Regions from separate parts of the Homo sapiens genome. Here regions 1 and 2 are each linked to region 3. The links are chromatin contacts, found by Hi-C or POLR2A ChIA-PET in ENCODE. All regions are on one chromosome and are shown on one strand. The core of a region is the stretch at or near the end of the contact, and the rest is flanking DNA. Distances in the headings are between cores, read along the strand shown. Region 1 holds the start of CDC27 (cell division cycle 27). Region 2 overlaps WNT3 (Wnt family member 3). Region 3 overlaps GOSR2 (golgi SNAP receptor complex member 2).

What was found. Hi-C counts contacts between places; a loop is a spot of excess contacts on that map. ChIA-PET counts read pairs that join two places held with the same protein, here RNA polymerase II (POLR2A). Pooled maps may share reads with other maps.
Region 1: a loop to region 3 is called in a pooled map, with 4 times the contacts of the local background. The contact joins the promoter of CDC27 here to the enhancer-like site in region 3. A Hi-C loop is called at or near these places in 4 of 50 pooled maps. POLR2A ChIA-PET finds 5 or more read pairs at or near these places in 3 of 52 experiments (GM12878, H1 and activated T-cell).
Region 2: a loop to region 3 is called in a pooled map, with 3 times the contacts of the local background. The contact joins two enhancer-like sites. A Hi-C loop is called at or near these places in 1 of 168 maps with a recorded cell type or tissue (PC-9), 1 of 37 single-sample maps with no recorded cell type and 3 of 50 pooled maps. POLR2A ChIA-PET finds 5 or more read pairs at or near these places in 2 of 52 experiments (PC-9 and RWPE1).

What each region holds. Positions count from the first base shown.
Region 1 is chr17:47,187,935-47,190,714 of GRCh38, reverse strand. It overlaps CDC27 (cell division cycle 27), which reads left to right and starts at 1,420. Exons shown (of 19, transcript NM_001256.6): 1 at 1,420-1,569. The coding sequence starts at 1,543. It also overlaps a transcript of MYL4 not described here. RefSeq lists enhancers at 1,496-1,685, 1,216-1,812 and a silencer at 1,846-1,895.
Region 2 is chr17:46,769,816-46,772,445 of GRCh38, reverse strand. WNT3 (Wnt family member 3) reads left to right here. Exons shown (of 5, transcript NM_030753.5): 3 at 2,398-2,630. It also overlaps a transcript of LRRC37A2 not described here. Among named protein-coding and RNA genes, the nearest start is that of WNT3, 48 kb to the left of the region's middle. RefSeq lists an enhancer at 1-443. Within about 2 kb of position 1,250, at least 15 of the 41 ENCODE cell types and tissues checked have a DNase peak (open chromatin) inside an H3K27ac peak, as active enhancers do.
Region 3 is chr17:46,939,446-46,942,240 of GRCh38, reverse strand. It overlaps GOSR2 (golgi SNAP receptor complex member 2), which reads right to left. Exons shown (of 6, transcript NM_004287.5): 6 at 221-2,795. It also overlaps a transcript of LRRC37A2 not described here. Among named protein-coding and RNA genes, the nearest start is that of GOSR2, 18 kb to the right of the region's middle. Within about 2 kb of position 1,265, at least 2 of the 41 ENCODE cell types and tissues checked have a DNase peak (open chromatin) inside an H3K27ac peak, as active enhancers do.

The sequences.
Region 1 (2,780 bases), core at 171-2,670, 250 kb before region 3:
AGCATAATCCCGCTAAAGCAACTGGGCACAGGGCAGCCAAAAATCATCTTAGCACCTGCCCTTTAGGGGCTATAAGTATATATACAGTGACAAGACAAGGCGGTGGAGAAGGATGCAGTGTAGCTCTGTCAGCCTTGTTTTTAAAAATGAAAGAAAAAATATCTCCCTCTAACATCACCCAAAGGGAAATTTCCAAGCAATGGAATATATCATGATTCTCACATCTAGCCTAGAGAGCTCCTGACTAGAAAAGTAACTTTCAAAAACTGTTTCCTCATCTGCTGAAAAACAAAATTTAAACAGTCCCCTGGTTCACTCTTTTTGGGGGGAGAAGGGGAGCAGAAAGGAAATATGAGAGAGTCTACATTGCATGCTAGACACGGCCACATTTATAATACATCGAATTCTCTTAATCCTTTTTTTTCAAACTAAGCGAACATAAGTTCAGAGAGGTAATTTGCCAAGGACCTATGACTAGTTAGTGCTAAAGATAAAATTCAAAACCAGGCCTCTGAATTTCCGACCCCCTACTCTTCCCACCACAGCGGAATGCCTCACCTATCAAAAATAAAAATTTCTAATGGCCTATTGAGCTTTTCCATGATCTCTTCACCTAAGTAACTATTTCCAATTAATGCCTTCTTAGCAGACTGATCCCATTTTTCCTCCCTTCACTTTCCTATACTTCTTTTTCCTCTAATTTTACCCATCCTTCAAACTCCATTTTAAACTTTTTTTTCCTTCCATAGAACTTTCCTTATCTTATCACAATTGCCCTCTCTGAATTTTTATATTACTTATAATAGGCACCATATAATATAGCGTTCTCTGTTACACTGCTTTTCCCTTAAATAGACCTTAATCTCCTTGAAGACAGAAGCTATCCTATGTCTTTGGGGAGTGGCAATCTTTCCAAATTTCTTTAGCTTTCCCCCAGAGCCGTGAGTAGATACTTCTGGAATGGACGAATGATCTAAACTCAATAGACAAATACTTGTTGATTCATTAAAGACAGCCCCAAACTCTGCTGTTTCACCCTTTGCTTCATAATCTACAGCACACCAATTAATCCAAAAGGGCTGAGGGGCTAATCCACACTGCAGCCCCGCCACGTAACGCTACCCGCCCGCGCTGTCACGCCACGCCCAGCCTGCTGGTTGCAGATTTGGCGTAGCCCAACCCTGGGACGGCCGATTGGGCGTGGTGTGCGTGGCTGAAGGCGTGGCTGAGAAGAGAAACCTACGCTTTGGGTCAGACTCGGTAGCTTCCGGTAATCTTCGACAATTTCCGGCAACGGTTTTCTCTCTCGTCGACCAACCTCGGGTATTTCCGACTCCCTTCGGGCTTTTCCGTCTGGTTCCCGCTCGGCTTTCTCCACTTCGGGTATTCCCGTGTCCCGCTCGGAAGCACTCGGCAATCGCTCGGCCTCCCCCATCCCCCGGTAACGGTCGCTGGTGAGTTTAAATGAGCAGGGGCTGGCCGGGCCGGAGCCGCTACAGGGGGGGCCTGAGGCACTGCAGAAAGTGGGCCTGAGCCTCGAGGATGACGGTGCTGCAGGAACCCGTCCAGGTAATGATAACCTTCTTCTCTGGGGCTTGGCTGGCAGCCTCGGTCGGGAAGCAGCAGCGTAGGGCCACTCCGCGGCCTGGTGCGGCCTAGGCCCGGCTGCTTCTCCCGCCTCCCCTGCTGCCGTGTCCTGCCTATCTTTAGTCAGTTCGGAGGCCTTGCCCACAGCCTAAGCCGTGTTACCTCTGGCCCTACATTACTTCACCCTTAGCGTGAGCGGCTTCGGCGAAAATAACCGCCTTTCCCGTCCGAGCCAACGTCCGGCCAGCCTTTCCTGTCAGTCCAGGGGCCTGGCTTGACTGGGGGTGGGAGATGAGGGGCCGAAAATGCACCCCAAGCGCTCTCTTGCCTAAAAGATGATCGAGAAGCACATTTGATCGGAGCTTGTGTGATCTTCGTGACGGTAGGGCAAGTTTACGGAGGTTTTTTTTATTTTGTCTTGTATGAGAGGGTGGAGGGAGCGTAGGATCGGTCTTTTTAATACTAATTTCTATTTTGGTAACAGACTTCCTATCCCACGTTTCCTTTCTCGGTGAATTTCCCACCGGACAATGATGGTTTGAGAAGACAACTCCAAGCCTCAGTGCTGAGGCGCAAGCACCAATACCAGGGGAGGAGGTGGAAAGGGCACATTTGGGTTGTTTTCATCCTCTCTGATGGGGATCAGGAGCATTTTGTTGTGCATGTTTATAAGGCATTCAGGAAATGAAACACAAATAATGGTGTTTCTGTCCATTTCACTGCCTTTACACCAGGGTATGCTTTGACGCACAGTGCTGTGTTGCATTAAAGGAACCCTATTGGATTTTAAGTGTGTGATGCGGTGCCAAGTCATTTTCCCCCCTGACATCTGGAGAAACTGTATCTTTTGTGCCTTGGTAATGGACCAGGTCTGGGAGACTTCATCCCACTATATGATCTTTAACTTGATCAGAATTGACCTCTATCAACTGCTGTCATTGAGTCATGGACTTTATTTTGAAGTTATAAAGCAAACTGATTTTTAGAAATTCCTTCATATTGCCCTTAAAAGGCTTGAGGTATCAAACAGTAAATATTTTAATATATCACTACTTTCATATTTATTTCATTTTTCTAAACAGCATGAAATACTCATTTCTTCTAGTTTGGTTTTTTTCTCCAGCTGTTTACATATAGCAGCTATTAGTGTTTGAATTAATAAAACGTAAGATTATATCTTATGAAATTTACCT
Region 2 (2,630 bases), core at 1-2,500, 170 kb after region 3:
TCTAGACGCGCTCCCCAAAAGCGAGTCACCTCTGATCGCTCTTCCCGTCTCCGGCCAAGAGCCAGGGGAAAGCGGCTCTGGGAGCGCTACCCATTCACTCCGCGTTGAACGTTTTAAGTCACCACCGTAGGTTCTGGCACACGCCCCGGTCCCTAGATGGCCCGAGGACAGGTTTGGGTTGCGGGGGGAGGGGCGATGTGTGCCCGAGAGTTTGGGAATTTGCTGGCGGCGGCGAGGAGAGCATCCCGGAAGACGCCGCGAGCGCATACGCGCCCCGGTCGGTGCCCAGAGCCCGGACCTTGAACCCAGGTTCGCGCCCAGCTCCGGCCCCACGTTTGCACCCCGCCCCCGGCGAGTCCCCACACCACCGCCGCGTGGGCGGCCAAGGGTTAATCTCTGCCCCGCGCTTTGAGACCCGGGGCGCAGCGGGTCGGGCAGCCCGGGGCGCGCGTCTTCCGCGAGTCTGGGGGCGGCGGGGTCGGCGGCCGGAAGGGGCGAGGCGCGGCGGCGGCGCGGCGGGCCCGAGGCGCTTCCCCAGGCGGGGGCGGGGGCAGGGGCGGGGGCGGGCGCCGGAGGGGCCTGGGCGGCCTGAAAAGCGCCCGAGCACCGCCCCCCCACCGCGCGGCCGCCGCGCCATTCACACGCCCTCTGGCCATTCGGCGCGGCGCGGCGCGGCGCGGCGCGGGGGCGGGGGGCGCCGCTTCAATGGGGATTTCGCGGCCCGGCGCCGGGGCCGGGGGCGCGGCCCGGCCGCGGGAGCCGCCCGTTGCTACGCGGTGGCGGCCGGCCCGGCGGCCCGGGCCCGGCGGCCGCATTATGCGGGTAATGCGGTGTGACACCGCGCGAACAAAGGCGGATTGAGCGGCCCAGCGGGCCCCGCCGGACGGGGAAGGCACAGCGGGGCTGTCAGCGCCGCTCCCAGGCTAATCCCCGCCCCGCCCCCGCCGCCCCCGCGTTCCCGGGGCTGGGAACCCAGCGCGGCCCGGGGCCCGGGCGCCGCTGCCGCCGCGAGAGGCCGCAGGCCGGCCGGAAACGAGGGGCGCCCGCCCTGTGAACCCGCCCTCGGCCCCTCTTCCCCGAGGCGCCCCCAGGGCTGGGGCGTCTAGGATTGGGGCGAGTGAGCGGCGCGGCTGGGACCCCGAGGCCGGGAGCACAACTGGACGCGGGACGTCGGGCCCCCTTGCCGCCGTCCTCGGTCGGCCCTGGCAGCGCAGGCGCGGGGCGCGGGCGGGACCAGCTCTGCACTCTTCGCCCTCCCGTCGTTGGAAGTGGGACGGGCCCCTCTGTAGGTGGCGCAGGAGGGCGTGGGGGCCGCGGAGAGCGGCCGCGGGAGCCAAGAGGGGTCCCGGGCTTCCTTCTTGCAGCACTCGGCCCACAGCCCAGGAGGGGAGGCGGGCGCCTGGCTTCTAAATAAATTTGGTCACATTTATGACCAATTTTGCCGACTAGGCCGGCCCGGCGTTTCACAGCCTGTGTCAGGTGGCGAGTCACCTCCGGCTCCCGGGTCCTGCCATGAGGAGAGAGATGGTTGGGCTGCAGGTCTTGCAGGCCTTGGCCTCCCTAATCGTCAATGTCCACATCTATAAAATGAGTAAAACTTTCCATGTGAATGAAGCACATGCAGAGACGATGACCGTTGTGAGGAGGCTGGAGCACACCCTTGAGAGTCTCTCCTTTCCCTGCGCTGGACCCTGGGACAGAACCAGGGGAACTGCCCGGTGTCCCTACCCTTCTGGGAGGGAGTTGGCCGTGCCTGGGCGTGAGGGCAGGAGAATGGGGATGGGGAGACTGAGGCACGGGCCACTGCCCTCCTGGTGAGGGGCTCTAGGAGCGGAGGGAAGCCGTGTCCATTTTACAAAAAGGGCGACTGAGACCGAGAAAAGGAGAGGGGCCGTCCCTATGCATCCACGTGCGGAAGGGGTGGGCCTGGGCAGGTTTAGGCTGTAGATTCCCAGGCCTCCCTCCTTACAGACCTGGATCTCACTCAGGCGTGGGAGGGCTCAGGCCTGTGCAGGGTGGTCTCTGGACTTTGGGAAGGTGGAGGGCAGGGGGTGTGGGACCAGGACAGAAGTGGCTGCCTTATCTCTGCAGCAACCTGCCAGAGGTTTGGTGTCGGCGCCTGTTTCTAACAGGCACTGCTTTGCCCTGTGGCATTTGAGGTCCTGAGCTAATCAGCAGCCCAGGGCCTCAGTTTGCTCATCGGTGAAGTGGGAATACCCAACTGGGTCTAAACCAGCCAAAGAGGGTGGGGAAGCTGCCTCCCTCTTGCCTCAGGGCTGGTGAGCTCTTCAACTCTTCCTGGCCTCGTTCCCCTCACGTCCTGGCCTGGGAGGTGGAGGCAGGGCAGGCGCTCCCAGGCCGGGTCCTGAGTGCTGCCTCCCCACGACCTCCCCGCAGCCACCCGCGAGTCGGCCTTCGTTCACGCCATCGCCTCGGCCGGCGTGGCCTTCGCCGTCACCCGCTCCTGCGCCGAGGGCACCTCCACCATTTGCGGCTGTGACTCGCATCATAAGGGGCCGCCTGGCGAAGGCTGGAAGTGGGGCGGCTGCAGCGAGGACGCTGACTTCGGCGTGTTAGTGTCCAGGGAGTTCGCGGATGCGCGCGAGAACAGGCCGGACGCGCGCTCGGCC
Region 3 (2,795 bases), core at 16-2,515:
GGTTGAGACAGTAACAGATGACGTTTCTTTCTTTGCTTTGGCTACTGGAGCTGAAAGTCAAATTAGGGTTCCCCAAACATTTCTTAGGGTGTTACAACGTTTGAGTTCCTTGTCCTGATGTCGACATTCTACACTGACTTGATTTGTTCTTGTGCCTCACTTCTTTGTATCTGTTTCAGTTATTTCCTCAAAGTCTCCTCAAATCTTTTTTGGACTAAGGTAGGATATAAACAGTAAGAATTTATTTTGGACTTAACAAGTTTTGCTCTTTACACCAATGTGATCATCTTTGAGACAGAAGCTTTCTGTCTAGGAGACAGTGGTTCCAAAATACACACATCAGAATCACCTTAGAGGCCAGGTACAGTGGCTAACACCTGTAACCCTAGAACTTTGGGAGGCCGAAGCAGGCAGATCACTTGAGGCCAGGAGTTTAAGACCAATCTGGTCAACATAGTAAAACCCTGTCTCTACTAAAAAATACAAAAAAAAAAAAAAAATTAGCCAGACATGGTGGCACACACTTGTAGTTCCAGCTACTCAGGAGGCTGAGGTATGAGGATCACCTGAACCCAGGAGGCAGAGGATGCAGTGAGCCAAGATTGCGCCACTGCACTCCAGCCTGGGTGACAGAGCGAGACTGTCTCAAAAATAAAAAATAAAATAAAATCACCTTAGAGATTTAAAAAAGGTTCTAATTCAGATCTGGGGTAGGCCCCAGGAATATGTAATTTTAAAAAGCTTCCCCACTGCTTCTGAAGCAGCCAGCCCAGCCCCTGGCCATGGAGCAGTGTTTGAGAATCTCTGGCCTAGAAACATAAAAAAAGGGGGCCATTAGTTATAAAAATGAATATCGAATTCTTTTACAAAATGTGATTTTCTAAATAAAATAAACCTCAACTTTATTCAGCTGATGTGCTTCCAAAACAATGGGTGTAAATCCAAATTTGCAAATCAAACCCATTCAAATTCATCAGGGCAAAGGGTGTACAGAACTCCGCAGTGAAGTCTAAAAAATCAAGACTCCTCTAACTTACTTGGTCTTGGAGTTTGGCTTTTCTTACAGTGGTCCCCCTGAAGTAAATGTCCATGTAATAAAGAGATCTCAAGTTCCTCTTGATAACCCACCTGTTTTAAATCACAATAGGCACACCAAACTCATGTACAAGGTCACAGAGGCTGGCTACCGGAGTTTCTTGCATCAGCTCGACCTAAGAATTCACCCCCGCCTCCACTAGAGGGTGCTCCTTCCCTGGCCTGGACCCTTCCCTACACTGAGGCGGTGGAGAGAGTCACACTGTTAGGCCAAGGTCTATTTTTCACCAGGCACTGAAAGCAGATGTGTGAAGAGAAGTGGTCATGTGACAACATGCAGTCTCAATGCCCCTGGGTGTCCAGACACACTGGCTGCTGTCCACCAGCCGCAGGTGGTAAAGACCCAAAAACCACCTCTGCAATTTTTATTCCAAACTAGAGGACTGGCTCTGAAGGTGCAGCATGAGGGTTCATCAAAGCCAACCACTGTCAAGTGTGGAAAGCACTGGTGCACACCACGAAAAGATGTCCTATCAGTCCACGCATGATGGGTGCGGGGACTTCTGCCTCCCAGAGTTCAAGAACAAATGGCTCAGCTGCTCCCTGCAGACCTTCCTCCAAAGTGTGCTGTCTGGCAGGATCCTTGGGTGCCTGGGGGACAGGACAGCCTTGCCGTCGCAGTCTCAGAATCCATTTTATGGATTACCAAAAGTCCTGCGCTAGGTCCCTGGCACCGCAGCAGTGCTGTGTGTAATGGAAATGTCAATGTGCCTCCCCAGAGTTAGACAGATCTAGGTCTAAAGATGCTGCAACCCCCCAGTCCACCCTCCAGTCACTGCTTTAACTCTGGCAGGGCCCCAACCCATTTTAGGAGTCACAGATTGCTCCTTCCTTGGAAACCTGGGGCCCATTTGGCCCGGAGGGGTAGGAACAATGGAGATCTCCTCCAACCGAAAGTGTGAAATTAGCATCCAGGAAACTCAGTTAATCTATGACAATTAAGAAAACTTACCAAAGGGGAGCTATGCCACAGAGGTGCCTGAAAGGACCAACATGACTACAGAGCAGCGGGGAGGGGAACAAGAGAGGTGAAGAGGAACACAGAAAGGAAGGGAAATAAGACAGAAGACAGTTCAAGCAACAAGAAACTAACAGAGCAGGTAGGGCAGGACAACCAAAGGTAGGGTTAATACTGAGCCGGTTTCCAGATCTGAAGGATTTTGAGTGTCATTTTATGTCTTGCCATGAAGCTGCTGTGCCCAGGGCTGGTAGGCCTGTGGTAAATGAGAACATACACTAACCAGGTCTTTCTGAGACTTTCAGTGATTCACCACATTAGATGGACTTCAGGACAGATTGGCCTTTATACTAAATTCCACAATATACCTGGTATTAGTACAGCCTGAATCCGGGGCTGGTCACAGAAGGAAAAAGGTTGTAGTCCCTGAAAACAGAGTGTTACAAGGACATACACACTACAGATGTCTCCACGGTGGGATCTGCCCACACTGGCTGGGCAAAATGAGGGCCTGGCTGGCAGGTGCTAATATATTTCAGGGAAGAGAAGGGAACCAAAGAATTAGAGATACTAAAACTAGAGCTGAGACTGTAATTGGAAAATCACAAATCTTTGCCTACAGCTACTTTCTAAGGGGCAAAGGCCCACAAAGCCTGGGCGCAGGTGCCAAGCCACAGTCTCTGAACCTTAAAAGCCAACCACTCTATTAACAACTAGAAAAAATCAGTGACTAGGGTCAAGA